Regions from separate parts of the Homo sapiens genome. Here region 1 is linked to region 2. A link is a loop called in an ENCODE intact Hi-C map of the cell type or tissue named here. Cell type or tissue: GM12878. All regions are shown on one strand.

Evidence for each region. A loop is a pair of places that touch in the nucleus more often than their neighbours do. Peaks named below come from ENCODE experiments on the same cell type or tissue, not always from the same donor. Only the 100,000 strongest peaks of a DNase experiment are listed, where the experiment ranks them.
Region 1: it touches region 2 in a loop (8-fold over the local background); 5 of 110 quality-filtered maps call a loop at or near these places.

The regions. Positions count from the first base shown.
Region 1 is chrX:15,464,089-15,472,088 of GRCh38, forward strand. All of the region lies in intron 3 of PIR (pirin), which reads right to left. The region is part of intron 2 of PIR-FIGF (PIR-FIGF readthrough); the gene reads right to left. Among named protein-coding and RNA genes, the nearest start is that of PIR-FIGF, 23 kb to the right of the region's middle. In GM12878, CTCF peaks have their summits at 4,075 (motif pointing left) and 7,100 (motif pointing right); DNase peaks (open chromatin) are centred at 1,436 and 7,143; H3K27ac peaks cover 356 bases.
Region 2 is chrX:14,036,279-14,044,278 of GRCh38, forward strand. No RefSeq gene overlaps it. Among named protein-coding and RNA genes, the nearest start is that of GEMIN8, 10 kb to the left of the region's middle. In GM12878, a CTCF peak has its summit at 3,236 (motif pointing right); a DNase peak (open chromatin) is centred at 3,262.

The DNA.
Region 1 (8,000 bases), 1.4 Mb after region 2:
TATTTATTGACACAGAAAAAAATGAAATATTATTTAATTGGAAAAGCAGGTTACAGAACAGCAATTCTATTTAAAGGGGACAAATAAAACAATGTATTTAAATGGACTCATTTAAATAAAATTATCGAGTTGTGTTAGTATGCATGGAGGTGCCCGGATGAACATACATCACAATGTGAACAGTGGTCATCTCCAGATAGTAGAATTTCAGATATGTTTCTTTCCATTTTTCTGACAGTTTGAATTTTCTGTAATAATTAATTGACTTTTATACAATGGAAACAACTTTTTTGTTTTGGAAAAAAGAAAGATGCTGCCGCTAATCAGTGGATGAAAGTAAGTGATATAGTTTATTTTACATAGACGCTGATGAATATCTTGTTCCCTGCTTAGGTGAACTGGGGCTGGATAGAAAGGCAGTGAGACACAAGGAGAAACACTAAGAATCAGAAGAGTAGCTCCATATTACATGTAGGACAATGCAGCTCCGACTTTAACATGTGTTACTGTGTGGAAAAGACCTGCATTTTTTATAGAGAGCGCTTATGTCAGAATAGGAACAAAGCATTTAGGATCTAATACAAAGCTTAAAAATTTAAGAGGACAAACAAAAGCTTCCAGATTTCAAACAATCAGCCAAACTATAAGGAGTGGTGTCTAGAATTGCTTTGCTTTTCCTGCTGCACATGCATTTTTAATTAAAATAATTGCATGAGAAAGGCAATCTCCATTCTGTTTGGGCTGAAGCTCCCTTTTGGGCTCTCAAAGGAGTCCCTTTCAAATCATATTCTTTTCCATCCCCAAATATTTTTCAATTATCCAAGCCTAAGGGCTTTCAGGTTGCTAACCATCTAAAAATATGTCAAGCAACTTTAAAAAGTAAATTGTGGTGAGTATGACTCATTTAAGGATGAAAAATCTAAGTGGACATCAAGATTTTTTTTTCCAAATTTGATTTTAGGAAGCAATTTCAACACTTTTTTAAAAAGATTCAGGAAACAGTTATCCCCCCTTTCCTCTACTTTTGCAGTGTGGATGCTCCTTTCCCTGGTTATACAATTAAACCTCGTTGCTCCTATCCTAAATATCATAAAATCTGAATTAGAGAAGTCTGGTCAATGAAGTTTTATTGAATTCAAAATGCCTATCTTTTACTACTTGAAGCAAAAAACATACTTTCAGCCTTTGGGGAAAAAAAAATCAGAAACCAAGGAAACCACTGACCTTTTACTTATTATAACCTTTTATTTGTTTTTTTGCTAAGTAGTGTAAATGCTAGACTGAGACTTTACATATAAATTAATGTCTGTAGAGGATTTTTTAAAAAACTGAAGCAGTACTTCTGAGAGTTGACACAATCCAGATGATTTTTTAGGGCATTACATAATCACAAACACCTGGAGAATTGCCGTGGGTGGCTGACGAATTGTGAGTGTTATGTTTAAACTCAAGAGTTGCATGTGTCTAATTAAGTAAGAAATTTGTAATCTGAAACAGGTGTTTTCTTAAAGCACTTGACGTGCTTCTTGGTCCTGCTTCCTCTTTTCCTCCTTCTAATTCTTTCCGTGGGTCTTTACTAAATATTTTTGCTTCCTTGTCAGTTCTTATTTCCTTGTGTGTTTGTGTTTGGGGGCAGAAAGACAAAACACACAATAGTGATGAAAGAAAAGTGTCACTTGCCATGTGAAGTTTAGGAAAGGTGTACCTCAAGGAGCTATAAATTAATTCTGAAGAATTACAACGCAAGAGATAATATAGTTTGTTGTTTCTTTCTGGCTGGTATTTAGAAGGCAGAGTCTGAGTACCTCATTCAGTGTTTGGGAATAAGATGCAAGACCTGTTCTTTAAAGCAAAATGTTTATATTACAGGGAAAACTATGTTTTCCTTTAATTTCCATTTGCTTTAAAATGGTGGCTGTTTTTTTTTTTTTTTTTTTTTTGTCTACTAGTGGCTTGGTAGGAAAAAGAGAAAAACAAAACAAAACACGAGTTGAGGTCATGGCTGATGAGAGATGCCAGCAAGGAACATATTGCATAATAGAAGCTGCTAACTGGTCTTCAAGGATGTCTGAATCCATACAATTAAGGACTCAAGTTATTTTACAAAAATGTTTTCATGACTTGAGTAGAAACCGGGAAAATCACCCAATTGACTAAATTGACTCACCCAATCCCAACCCCACATACGCACCTTCACAAGTTCCAAAAGGTGGTTTTAACAAAAAGGAAAAGATAACCAACACGGTTCAGGTATTCGGCCAATGGATAAATCCGAGTATTTTAAAGCTCTACCAGGTCCTGCCTTACATTTCCCTGCCACCACCCTGCAGAAGCACCAGTGCTTCAGAGACTCCCGCCACTCTGCCCCCTGCAGGTGTGGCCCTGCCTCCAAAAACTACACCGGCTTTGGGGCTCTGGTGCAAACCTCAGGTTTGCCATTTACCAGGTTTGGTATGCAGGGTGAAGTCCCTTCACTTCTTGGAGGCTCAGTCTCCTCATGTACAGCATAGACCTGGGAGGTGAGCTCTCCGAGAGTGGTAAGGACTAAGTGAGTAATGTGTGCAAAGCACCTGGCCCATAACAGGTGATGGGTAAGTCCTAGAGTTGGCACAGCTACCACAGCTCCGTGGGCAGAGATCCCATTCGTGGATCTTCATTCACGCTTCCTGGAATAGTTCCCCCTACCCCCTCCAACAGTCTCATAGTTCACCTCCTCGCTTCACTCAGGCCTCTGTTCAAATGTTACTGCCTAAGAAAGGCCACCTCCAACCAGCCCATCTGGTCTAATTTATCAATCAATTCTGTATCCTCCAACCATGGTTTGTTTCTTCTTCCTAGCTTTTTCACCATGGGACACTATATTATGTAATTATTTGTTATTCATTTATTGTCTGTCTTCATTAAGAGAATGTAAGCCCCATGAAGGCAGGGACTTTTTTAACTTAGCTACTATGGTGCCTAGCATACAGCTGGCACTGAAGATTTGTTCAATGAATGAATGAATTGATCAATCAATCGATGGATGGATGGATGAATAGCATCTTATATTTGCATAGCATTTCAGCATTTACAAAGCATCTGATCCTGGAAATATGTGATCACCTATATATTACTGATGAAAACATCGTGGCTTAGTGAGATTAAGGTTACAGTTAACAATAGCAGAACAAAGATCTAAAACAACATTATCTGTCCCTGAGAATAAAACTACTTTCACTCCCCCACCCCCATGCTGCCTCACAAATGCTGACGGCATATTGCCAGTAACGTATGTGCTGGGAGCACAGGGCTTGTCTCAGAGGAGAAATCCCATGACAATTGCAATAGGAGCCAGAACTGCAGGGATTTCACACAGGTAACAAGGGGACTTTGCCAACTTCAATGGCTTCAGGCAAACTGGCTATTTCAGGCAAAGAAAGGGTCCTACTGCTAATATACACAAAGCTGAAAATAGGCCTCATGATTTCTGAGTGAAGGGAGTAGGTTTATGGAAGATCCCAAAGCTACAGGATCCTGAGATGAGGTGATCATGAAATCCTTCTTTGGTGTGGGTATCAAAGAGTTCTACCTACCATCTAACTACAAAGAAAAGAACAACTGACTTATTTGTCTCTTATTTTTTTACGTTGTTCCCATTCTCAAGTCTCCCAAACCTATTTTTTTCTTTCACTCTGATTAAAATTTCTGACATGGACATCAAGGTTCTATGATAATCATATTCCCAAACCTAACTACTCAAAAGAGCTGAATTACAAACTCCCTCAGAAACTTCCAGCTGCTTCTAGAACCCCAGGACCAGGCATGCCCCTTCTCCTTCAAACCCAGATCAGGAATAAATGTTTTGGGGAATCTCTTCAGACAAGCTATGCCTGGGTCGCCATGTAATCAGCAGCCCAACTTCTTAACTGGCACCACCTACATCTGGCAAAACTGTGCTCAAGATGTTCATTTCCATTGTTTTAATTTCCATGTTATACTGAAGGGGCCTGAAGGGAATGGTTTGCTAACTTCTATGACTACCCAAATTTCCACATAAACGGGTAGTCGGAACTATTGTTGCTTAAGAGAGCCCTCTGCTGACACAAATTATGTGTGCTCATTCTTTTCCTAAAATCAAACCTCACCAAACCAGACCTATGTCTCGCCAACAGATCCACTGATTACTAAATATGTCTTGTAGCACATGCATGGCGTCTCTGCTTAAAGACTGTGTGTCACTGTGGCAGGCTGCCATCTAGTCATTAAGGGATCAGCTATGTTGTGGCATAGAGGGAAGTTCTTCTGCTTAGTACAGTCTCCAGTTAAAAGTTGTTAAGGCAGATGCCTAAGAATGAAGTGCCTGAAAACACTTGTTTGCACATATGGTCTTGGGCAGGTTTGGGACTCACAGGGGTCTTACAGAGGAAGAGGTTTCAGAGACTCATGTCGATTTTCCTTTTAATATTTTGTTAAAATTTCATTATAACAATATTTAATTAAGCAGCTGACACCTTTTTATGGGTACGTTATTATTATGATTCCCTGATTCAATTCACTGTAGATTTAATTTCTCAAACTTTGAGTGAGTGTGATCATTGAACTTGATGTTATTGGGCCCCAGGCCCCAGGATTTTGGACATCAAGAAGCAATAAAACATTTTAAAATAAAGGGGTCTGAGAGAGGGATGCCAATTTTTTGCCTTCCTTAGTCTTTTAAAAATAAAAGTTAAATTTTGGAATAATTTTTAAGTTTACATAACAATTGTAAAGATAGTATGGAGAGTCCACCCAGCTTCTCCTGCCATTAACATATTATATAACCTCAGAACATTTGCCAAGACTAAGAAACCAATGTTGATACACTGCCATTAACTAAAGTATATCACTTATGTGGCTTTCACCAGTTTTTCTATGAATATCCATTTTTGGTTCAGGATCCATGTCATCATGTCCCCTTGGTTTCTTCCATCTGTGACAGTTTCTCACTCTTTCCTTGTTTTTCATGAGCTTGATAATTTTGAAGAGTACTGGTGAAGTATTTTATAGAATACTCCTCAATGGTGGGTGGGGGTGCCAACTTTTAAATTCAGATTGTGAAAGGTAAAAATTATCTACTATGGTCATCATTTCATAAAAGAAAGGCCATTCTAACAACCAAAAAAAGGAAGAATAGCAATATCTGAATAAAGAACAGTCTTTTAAATAAAATAAATTTATCTCTAGGAAAAGGCCCACTACTTTGCTAATCATTCCTCCCTCCCCTTTCTTTTTCTTTCTTTCGTTCTGGCCCACCCAAGATAAAATGTCATTACAAACTCACAAACAGGAAGTCAGGAATCACCTAGAAGGAACACAGTGGTCATTGCTTCCATACCTTCAGGGAGCTACCACTCTAGCAGAAGATAAACCACTAAAATATGCAGACAAGAGAAATGAAAGCTAAAGAGAAGTACAAGCAAATCTAGAAGAAAGATTGATTGTGACAAAGATTCCAGAGGAATGAGGGAGTAATTCGTGGAGGAGGAATCCTCCCAGGTGGGTCTTAAAAAGAAGAAATTTGGGGGAAAAAATTAAGGTAGGGTGGGGAGAAAAGGTATACAGAAAGAGGGAAAAATTAGGTTGTAGTAAGTTATAAGCGACTGAAACATGAATTTATTATCATGTTACTACTAGATCATGAACAGTGTTGCAGCTATAAGAAGTAAGGTAAATGATTGTCCTTAAATAGCCAGGTACAATCAACCTAACCCATTTCCTCATTATACTGGAAGTTCAGAGGACAAGTGAGAGCACTATTTTGGACTTACAGATAGGAAAATTCAGATCCCTGGACCATGAAAGCATAGGTCCCACAGTAAGTGAGTGGCAGAAGGAGTATGGGGTGTTTATTCATAGTTTTATGGTCTATGTCACCTGCACAATCTCATTTCTAATGGTATTAAAAATCTTTTAATCATCTGAATGTGTCAAAGTATTGAGAAAATATCAGATATATAGAAAGGGAACTTTGTTCCAGAAGGAGTGGTAGCAAAAAAGAGTGGACAAATGTGGGCCTGGGATCATATGGGCCCACCAAATCTTGCTCTGTATGGCCTGTGTGAACTTCGCAAGTCACCGCCTCCCTGAACCTTAGTTTCCTCATGTGTAAAATGGGGGAGATAACAATTTTTACTTTTCAAGATTGTTTTGAGGCTTACAGGTAACGTATCAACATATGAAGCTTCTCATATATCAGTAGTTAATACTGTTGCATGGCAAATTTCCTTCAAGTTTAATCCTGTGTAGTCAGGCCTGTGATTCTAAGAGTCTGTTGATTGGATGACTCTGAAGCAGCTTTGTTAATAGTGTGGACAATTTGCATGAAGCTTTTTATCATTTAATGATCTATGTTAATTTACTTTGGACTTATTTCTCGTTTCACTTGAAAAGCTTTATTTTATATTTGGTGATATAAAATAATGTTTTAATGATTGGCTTATAGTCTTTATTACATTTCCCCCCACTCAATTTTTCTTTCTTTCTTTCTTTCTTTCTTTTTTTTTTTTTTTTTTGAGACAGAGTTTCACTCTTGTTGCCCAGGCTGGAGTGCAATGGTGTGATCTCAGCTCACTGCAACCTCCACCTCCTGAGTTCAAGCGAATCTCCTGCCTCAGCCTCCCGAGTAGCTGGGATTACAGGCGCCCACCACCACGCCCAGCTAATTTTTTGTATTTTCAGTAGAGACGGGGTTTCACCATGTTGGCCAGGCTGGTCTTGAACTCCTGACCTCAAGTGATCCACCTGCCTTAGCCTCCAAAAGTGCTGGGATTACAGGCGTGAGCCACCGCGCCCAGCGCACCCCGGCCCCCCACCCCCCCAACACTCAATTTTTCTACTTAAAAACTCTTGGAATGTAGCCTTTAAGACATGAATGGTTTTTGTTTGTAATTGCAATGTGGTGTGGGTAGGATGTATAGGGAAATTTGTTGGGAATTTATTTGGACTACTTTCAAAGAATATTTCAGTTAAATTTCTACTCTCCCTCATGTGACCTACGCTTGTTAACACAGACGAGGCTTTAATTCTTTGCTGTGGGAAGTGGCCTGTGCACTGTAGGAGGTTTGGCAGCATCCCTGGCCTCTACCCACTAGATGGCAGTAGCACTCCCCAGTTGTGACACTCAGAAATGACTACAGAAATTGCAAATGAGTCACTTCTTGGGCTTTTGGCTAAGATCAAATGTAGAAATTGCCATATGACCCAGATGGACAAATCACCTCCAGTTGAGAACCACTGACATAGACAGCACTCCACAAAAAGCAGAACTTTTAGGCTAAAGATGGTTTTATTTTAACGTGATTGTGTTAAGTTGACAGTTTCAGGATGTGAAATATTGTTCATTCATCTATAGCTAGAGATCAAGCTTGGGCTTCGAAGCTTGGGCCTTCCCCAATAATGGCCCAACCTAAAATTTTAGACCCTATAATACTCCTCCACCTCCCATCCTTCCACATCCCATTTGTAAGCCCGATTAGATGACTCACTGTTTCTACTATATCCCCATACCGCGACTTTCACCTTTACCTCCACTATCCAGAGAGTCAAATCTTACTTATTGGTTAAGGCCTTACTAAATGGGCAAATTTTCCCTGAAGCCCTCCCAGATCCTTCTGTTAGAAGGGATAGCTTCTGCCTCAAAACATGAAACTTCTTCAACTATACCCATCTTGTTCCTCCTTAATTATTTTCTAACTTTCATGCAATTTGAAAGTCCTCTGCCTCCACTTCTAAACTCATGAGTGCACTCACTATTTTAATATCCTTTCAGCTAGGCAATGTGTTGTGGAGGAGAAAGTTATGCTTTTGATTTAAGGCACTCCTAAATCTCATGCGCCCCTCTAATGGTGCACAGATGTTTTCTAGAGAAAGTCCTCATCCCCATTACACAATGGCATATATTATTAGCTTATCTGGTTGACAGGAATAGAACACAGGTAAGGTTCACTTTATCTGGAGAGGGCAAACCCAAGTAGGAGGCCTCA
Region 2 (8,000 bases):
AGACATTTCTCAAAAGAAAACATACAAATGGCAAACAGGCATATGAAAAGGTGCTCAACATCATTGATCATGAGAGAAATGCAAATCAAAACTATAATGAGATATCATCTCACCCCAGTTAAAATGGCTGATATCCAAAAGACAGGCGGTAACAAATGCTGGCAAGGATGTGGAGAAAAGGGAACCCTCATACACTGTTGTTGGGAATGTAAATTAGTATAACCACTATGGAGAACAGTTTGGAGGTTCTTCAAAAACTAAAAATAGAGCTACCATATGATCTAGCAATCCCACTGCTGGGCATATATCCAAAAGAAAGGATATCAACATATCGAAGAGATATCTGCACTCCCATGTTTGTTGCAGCTCTGTTCACAATAGGCAAGATTTGGAAGCAACCTAAGTGTCCATCAACAGATGAATGGATAAAGAAAATGTGGTACATATACACAACCGAGTACTCTTCGGCCATAAAAAAAAAATGAGATTGCAACAACATAGATAGAACTGGAAGTCATTATGTTAAGTGAAATAAGCCAGGAAAAGAAAGACAAACATTGCATATTCTTACTTATTTGTGGGATCTAAACATCAAAATAATTGAACCCATGGAGATAGAAAGTAGAAGGATGATTACAAGAGGCTAGGAAGCATAGTGGGGGGTGATGGGGAGATGGGGGTGGTTAATGGGCACAAAAAATAAAGTGAATGAATAAGGCCTAGTATTTGATAGCACAACAGGGTGACTATAATTCATAATAATTTAATTGTGCATTTTAAATTAAAAGAGGATAATTGGATTGTAACACAAAAGATAAATGCTTGAGAGGATGGATACCCTATCTTTCATTATGTGATAATTACATTGCATGCCTATATCAAAACATTTCATGTATCCCATAAATACATACACCTATTATATTCCCACAATAATTAAAAACAAAACATTTAAAAAATGAAATAACCACTCTTTATATTTAGCGTATGTCCTCCTAGTTTTGTTCATACTAATAAATTTATATACATACATACTACTTTGTCTCTCTTATACACACGTATAAGACCAAATGGTTTCTTATGGATACTATCGTAACTGTTTCCCAGAAAGCCAACTCTTTGATGGAGTTTAGGGTGCAGGATGTTCGGTAAAGAATGACCTTGGCAAAAAACAGATGCTGGTGGGCCTGCGAAAGTGCTTTGGGAGGCTGAGGCGGCCGTATCACCTGAGGTTGGGAGTTGGAGACCAGCCTGGCCAACATGGTGAAACCCCGTCTCTACTAAAAATGCAAAAATTAGCCGGGCGTGGTGGTGCGTGCCTGTAGTTCCAGCTACTCAGGAGGCTGAAGCAGGAGAATCGCTTGAACCCGGGAGGCAGAGGTTGCAGTGAGCCGAGATCGCGCCACTGCACTCCAGCCTGGGAGACAGAGCGAGAATCCGTCTCCCCGCCGCCAAAAAAAAAAAAAAAAAAAAAAAAAAAATAGTGAATGCTTATACACTACTTGTGGGACTGTAAATTAGGTCATCCACCGTGGAAAGCAGTTTGGAGATTTCTCAAAGAAGTGAGAGTTGAACTACTGTTCGACCCAGCAATCCCATTACTGGGTATATACTCAAAGGAAAAGAAATTCTACCAAAAAGACACATGCACCTGTATGTTCATTGCAGTGCTATTCACAATAGCAAAGAAATGGAATTAGCCCAAGTGCCCATCAATGGTGGATTGGATAAAGAAAATGTGGTACATATGCGCCATGGAATACTACACAGCCATAACAAATAATGAAATTATGTCCTTTGCAGAAACATGGATGCAGATGGAGGTGATTATCCTAAGTGAACTAATGCAGGAATGGAAAACCAAATATCACATGTTCTCACTTATAAGTGAGAGCTAAACATTGGACACACATGGACATAAAGATGGGAACAATAGACACCAGGGAATACAAGAGGAGGGAGACATGGAGGGAAGAAAGGATTGAAATACTACCTGTTAGGTACTATGCTCACTTCCTGGGTGATGGTTTCAATTGTACTGCAAACCTCAGCATCATGCAATACACATTTGTAACAAACCTGCGTGTGTACCCCCAAATCTAAAACAAAAGTTGAAAAACAAAACCAAAACACCCCCCCCCAAAAAAAAGAATGACCTCAGACCAACACCTATGAAAGGGAAAGGAAAGCACGAGATTGGATAGAACAGGGTTTTTCAACTGTGGCATAGAGACATTTCAGACTAGGTGTAACACTTTGTTGTGGGGCTGTCCTGTGCACTATGGGATGCATAGCAGTATCCCTGGGCTCTACCCACTAGATGCCAGTAGCACACATACACACCTCCCTCCCCTTCAGTTGTGATGACCAAAAGTGTTTTCAGACATTGCAAAATATGCTGGTGGTGGGGAAGGAGGGGATAGCAAATTGCCCTCAGTTGAAAACCACTGGGGTAGAGAGAAGGGCTGAGCTTGAATGTGTGCCTAACAACTGTGGTAAACCCCAGGGGATTTAGGGAGCCAGAATGGCCCTTCTGAGTTGTAGAAAGTTGGGCTGATATGGTGGGCACTTTTTTCTCCAGCATGGATCAGTCATTGGATGTGGGCTCCTGAAAAGGGGTGTGACATTGCGTAAGGAGGCTCTCTGTGACTGGAGCCGCAAGTTCCTCATTGAAGGGGAATCTGGAACATCCCAGTGTTCATGGCATGTGCTACTCTGCAGTTGTTCATTTACTTCTCACCATTTTCCATTTAATAATAAAATTCTTGAGAATTGAGACCACATATTATTTTGTTGTGTATCATTGAAATCCAGTATGCTACATGGGAATAAATATTTTTAAATAATGAAACGAAATGAGACAATAATTGGGTGGATATTTGTAAACTTAAATATGATAATAAATGGTTTCATTATGCATTTTATTGAGATATGAGAAACTTTCAAGAGATTTATCCATATTTATATTTAGTTATGAGTTCTTTTTTGAGAAGTAACAATTTACTCAGCTGACAGCACTAAACAGTACTGAGCTAATCTTTAACAATGTTTTGATTTCTGTAAATGAGATTATCAGTAATTTAAAAAGAGGATTAGGAAGTTTGTGTGGGATAGAACCAACTAATTGCTGAAATATACACAGAATTCAAGTATTGAAAAGTTTTACTTTAAAAAGATGTGATTATAAAGCATTGTTTCCTATGTATAGCCCTGTAAAATAATACCCATGTGCATCCGGCAGAGGGCACAATTGTACAAAGTATTGGAGAAATGCTTTTAAAAGGAAGTGCATTAATCTCTCAGTCATAGGCTGTAGTGACACATGTCAGTCACATGTAAATGACTCTATACATCTAAAATTCAATAGTGTATTGTTTTTAGATGATATTTCACTACTGCGTTTCCAGCTCTATTCTTTCACATTGTTTTTAAAGTTACTACATCTTCAACAAAATCCGAATTAGGTTAAAATTAATCTCTAAATAATTTTCATTTCAACTGGCTAAAATAATTTGAGGCCAACAATGTGTAAGGCTTTTTTAGAGCATAATTTTACGTATGTTATGTTTTCTGTCCTCACAAGATATTTTATGGGTCATTGACATAGAAGCACAACTACATATACTGTGCAGAATCACCCTTCTACATTAAGAAAAAAAATCAGGTCCTGTCCCTGTATACTGTCAGATTTTTCTTGGCATGGATCTTGTACATGATGAGCTTGCACGGTGAAATGGATGAATCCCTGTCCGAGGGATGGAAGGTCTGTCTTTGTCCCTTCCTGGTTGTGTCACTACTTCTCAGAGCCTGCCTATCTTCATCTGTTAGTAGAGGAACAATGATGCCCACGGGGCCCTCTTCACACATGGGTGTTGTGAGTTCATGGTTTAAGAGCCATGATATCCACTCATTAGATGCATGTGCCATAGGACAGGAGTAACTGAGTAACTGAAGCAACAGCAGGCGTCAAGAAGTGTCCACTGGACGGTGGTCAGATTCTCTAGTTTTCCCTCTGCTAAGAGTTTGACTGAATGAATCTCTGGGTTCTTGGGCAATTCAGGGAAGTGGGGGAGAGTCAAGTGAGGAGTTAAATTTCTGCTAATCTGGGGAGGAGGGCTTTGACTGGTATTACAACCTCATTTTCACCACAACCTCGTAAAGCAAGTCACTGTTCAAATACATTTCTTAATTTAGATATATTTCTAATTTCACTTTGGTGAATTTATTGTTTGATAGTAATCCAAAACTACACAAGGACAGAATAGCTGTATATGTGAAGGTGTTTATTGCAGTATTGTTTATTGATAATTGGTAAAATTGAAAGCAATTTAGGAACATGGACTATTAGGCAGCCATCAAAATGAAAATTATGAATATTATATAGGCACATGGAAAGTATGTGATGAATGATAAGTCAAGTCAAAGCAAAATAAATCATATATTATGCTAATAGCTATGTAAAAGTTGAGAATATATGTGGTTGGGGAACAATGGCAAGAAAGATGGAATGGTAATAACTTCTAACCTGTCCAGGAGTTAGTAGCAGTCTTTGTGTGTGTGTCTCTCTCTTTCCCTCCTAAATCACATTATTGCGGTTATAGTATATTTGTAGAATGAGACACTTCTAAAGAGATTTTTCGTGCTTTGTTTGAAATACAGTAATGCCCAATTTGTCCAGTCTGTTAGGAAAGAAGTGGCCTATTTAAATGACTTATGAATCTTCTTTTCCCCATTAACTGATGTTTACTCCTCTAAACACAAAAACAACAACAACAAAACCATTTTGACTAGAAATCTTTCTAAAATCTATTGTGTACTTTCCTGTCTTCTCCAACAGTTTCCTGAGCACATTTTATTCTTGTCTTTATATCTCAGGCTTACCATGATGAATGTCAATTTCTCTCCCACACTAGAATGCAATGAGCAATACAAATATAGGGTTATTTGCCTCTACATGGCATGATCAAATCTCTTTTGAGTTTTGATTCCTTGGTTCTTATTTTTACATGTTTTCTTTTTTTGTTGTTTGTTCTTTTTCTCACTTTTAGTCTATCAGGTGTCATTTTAATGATTGTCAGTGTTCCAGCCTTTGGCAACCTATCCTTCCTAACCTGCCAACAAATTTGCTGCTTCTAACATGCCTTGTTAGGAAAATCACACAAACGAATTGACTAGAATTATGTGCAGAGAGCTCCAAAAGGTGTTCCATCTTATGTAAGTGTTTGGACAGTGGAGACATGGTGATACCTGTTTTGGTTGTTCAGAGATATTTTGCTTACTTCTCAGCTCTTGGCTGTTTTCTGGATGCGTTGAGGTCTCAGGGAGATGGCCTGTGTACAACAGACATGTTGCTTCAGGGAAAATAGAATACTGACTCACAGAAACAAAGCATAGTAGTCATAAATCCAGTTAACACCAACAAATCAATGGAAACTGAAAGCAGAGTCAAGAAATCAATAGTTATAAAAAAAAAACCCACACTTGGATTTGCTCCATTCTGTTTCCATGACACTTCATCCATTCCATTCATAGACTTCATCCTGGGACAAATTTACCTCCAGTTGAGAAAGAAGCAATGGAATGAGGAAAAGAAGAAATGATAAAAGATAAATTAGAGAATCATAATTTATGGAATTCAAGGATCTTTTCCTTCAGCCAATCAATAAATAGCCCATATTTCAAATATATAAGACATATTTTGAATGTGTAAAGCAGGTTGCTAGGTGCTGTGGAGACTCAAAAGAAGGATGTATTTATGCTCCCTACCCTCACTCATTTTTAATTAAAAAAATTTTTTTGAGATAGAGTCTTGCTGTGTCACCCAGGCTGGAGTGTAGTGGCATGATTACGGCTCACTGCAGCCTCGAACTCCTAGGGTCAAGTGATCCTCCCACCTCAGCCTCCCAAGTAGCTGGGACCACAGGCATACACCACTACGCCCAGCTAATTTTTGCATTTTTGGTAGAGATGAGTTTTTGCCATGTTTCCCAGGCTGGTATCGAACTTCTGGGCTCAAGCAATCTGCCCACCTTGGCCTCTAAAAGTGTTGGGATTACAGTCATGAGCCACCATGCCTGCCTGGCCTATTTATTTATTTAGAGATAAGCTCTTACTCTTTTGCCCAGGCTGGAGGGCAGTGGCACAATTACAACTCACTGGAGCCTTTTTTTTTCCTTCCTACAAAAGAATTAAAAATAGGAGTAGAGTGGACCCTCTGTGCAATTAAAAATTAATTAATTTAATTTCACTAAATTGTACATTAACTCTGTGAATATAGGTGTTATATAAATTCAGGCATTTCTGCTACCCAGGGTGAGTGCTATTTTCTTTTAGTTCTGCTGTCTAAAATAAGACTCCAGTTCAACCTTAGCCACAGTGGATGTGTGGGTATTTTATTGAAGAGAGTTTATACTATAATTTGTTGAGCTTCACCCTGCTCTTGAAAGTATTTATGCACTTCCAGGGCTTGGGAAAATTTATTACACTTCCAAGCCTTCTCTTTCTTCCAAAAAACAAAAAAAATACCCAACAAAATTTGCAGTAACCACAAAACGAATAAGCAAACCCACCTCCTAATCTTCAGAATGGTGGTTGGAAGATAACTTGTAATGGGACATAATTTTTGGTTTCTATTGCTTAATTCTCAAGAACCTTACAGATTCCAAGGATCAATGTATAAAAAGTCATCTACACTTTGTAGGGGAGAAGGAGTGTCTTTCCTCACTCATTATAAGGTTCATGACTATAGGGGAGAAAATATAATTTCTTATTTTTACCCCTCTCTTAGTTGAGACACTCCTGAAAACGAAAGTCACGTTAACAAGAGAAAAACCAGCAGAAGTTTATTGACACGTGCTGTACCCATCACTTGGGAGAGGCCTCTGTTCAAAAGTATTTCTCTCTTAAGGCAGTGGCTTAGGGGACTTGCTTAAATAGTATTTCAACAAACAGCCTTAAATCCTATAGTGACAAGACAAAGAAGAGAGCATTTTCAGGCTTCCAAAAGGTGGGCAAATGTGGGAAGGTAAACTTATGGGAAGAGTCAAGTTTGTTCCTAGGTCCTCTGGCACTGTTATCTCTCAGCTGATGAGCAAGTGTAGGCAGGAAAAGTCAGGGAGGAGGACAGGAAGACCTTTGTCTTTGTAAATTGCTCTCCTGTCATCAGGCAGGCAGAGGGAGGGGCAGAGTGTCCTCTGGTGTTTTAACCTTCTTCAGGTCAATAGTCCTCAGTGTTTTAGACAGAAATATTTTGGGTTCCTTCATGGCTGAAACCCCAATAACAAATGACAGATTAAAAAGAGAAAAGCATAGCAAGTTTACTCAATATAAATTTTACATAACACAGGAAGCTTCAGAAATGAAAACCCAGAGACTAAGGGAAAACCATATTTTTGTGGACAGTCATGCAGAAGTGTGATTGGAGGACAAAATAATATGACATAGTGGTAGTAAATTTGGGGGAACTTAGCAAGGCCTGTTTGTTCAGATTCTTTTTGGCCTCTCTGTGTAACATTTCTTTCCTCTAGGTATAGGGCAGGACACCTGTCATATGAGGGTCTTCAGGGGAGAAAGGAAGGAGAGGGTCAGAGACTGACCTTCCTAGATTCTATGGCCTGTTTCAGGGGAGAATGGTGGGAGAAGATGAGAGAGACCTTCCTGCTTCTGCCATTTTCTCAATTGCCAAGCTACTGTATTTTGGGGTATTGTGTTCTGAGCCTGTCAGCTTAGATTAATGTTTGAGAAGTGACCATTTTGTAATAATCAATGCTAATCACTGGACAAATTATTGTACAGTGTAATTAGAAATGATCATCAACACTGGATAAATTATCTGAATGTTCATACTGTTTTATTGCTTGCCATGTGCAGGCATAGACTGTCTATGGAAGGAAAGGGAGTATATTTGGAGTGAATAACAGTGTTGTCTACATTAGGCTAGATTTGCTGGTCATTGTTATAGAAAGCCATTTAAGCAAATGTTATCACTTCCGTAGTTTGACGGC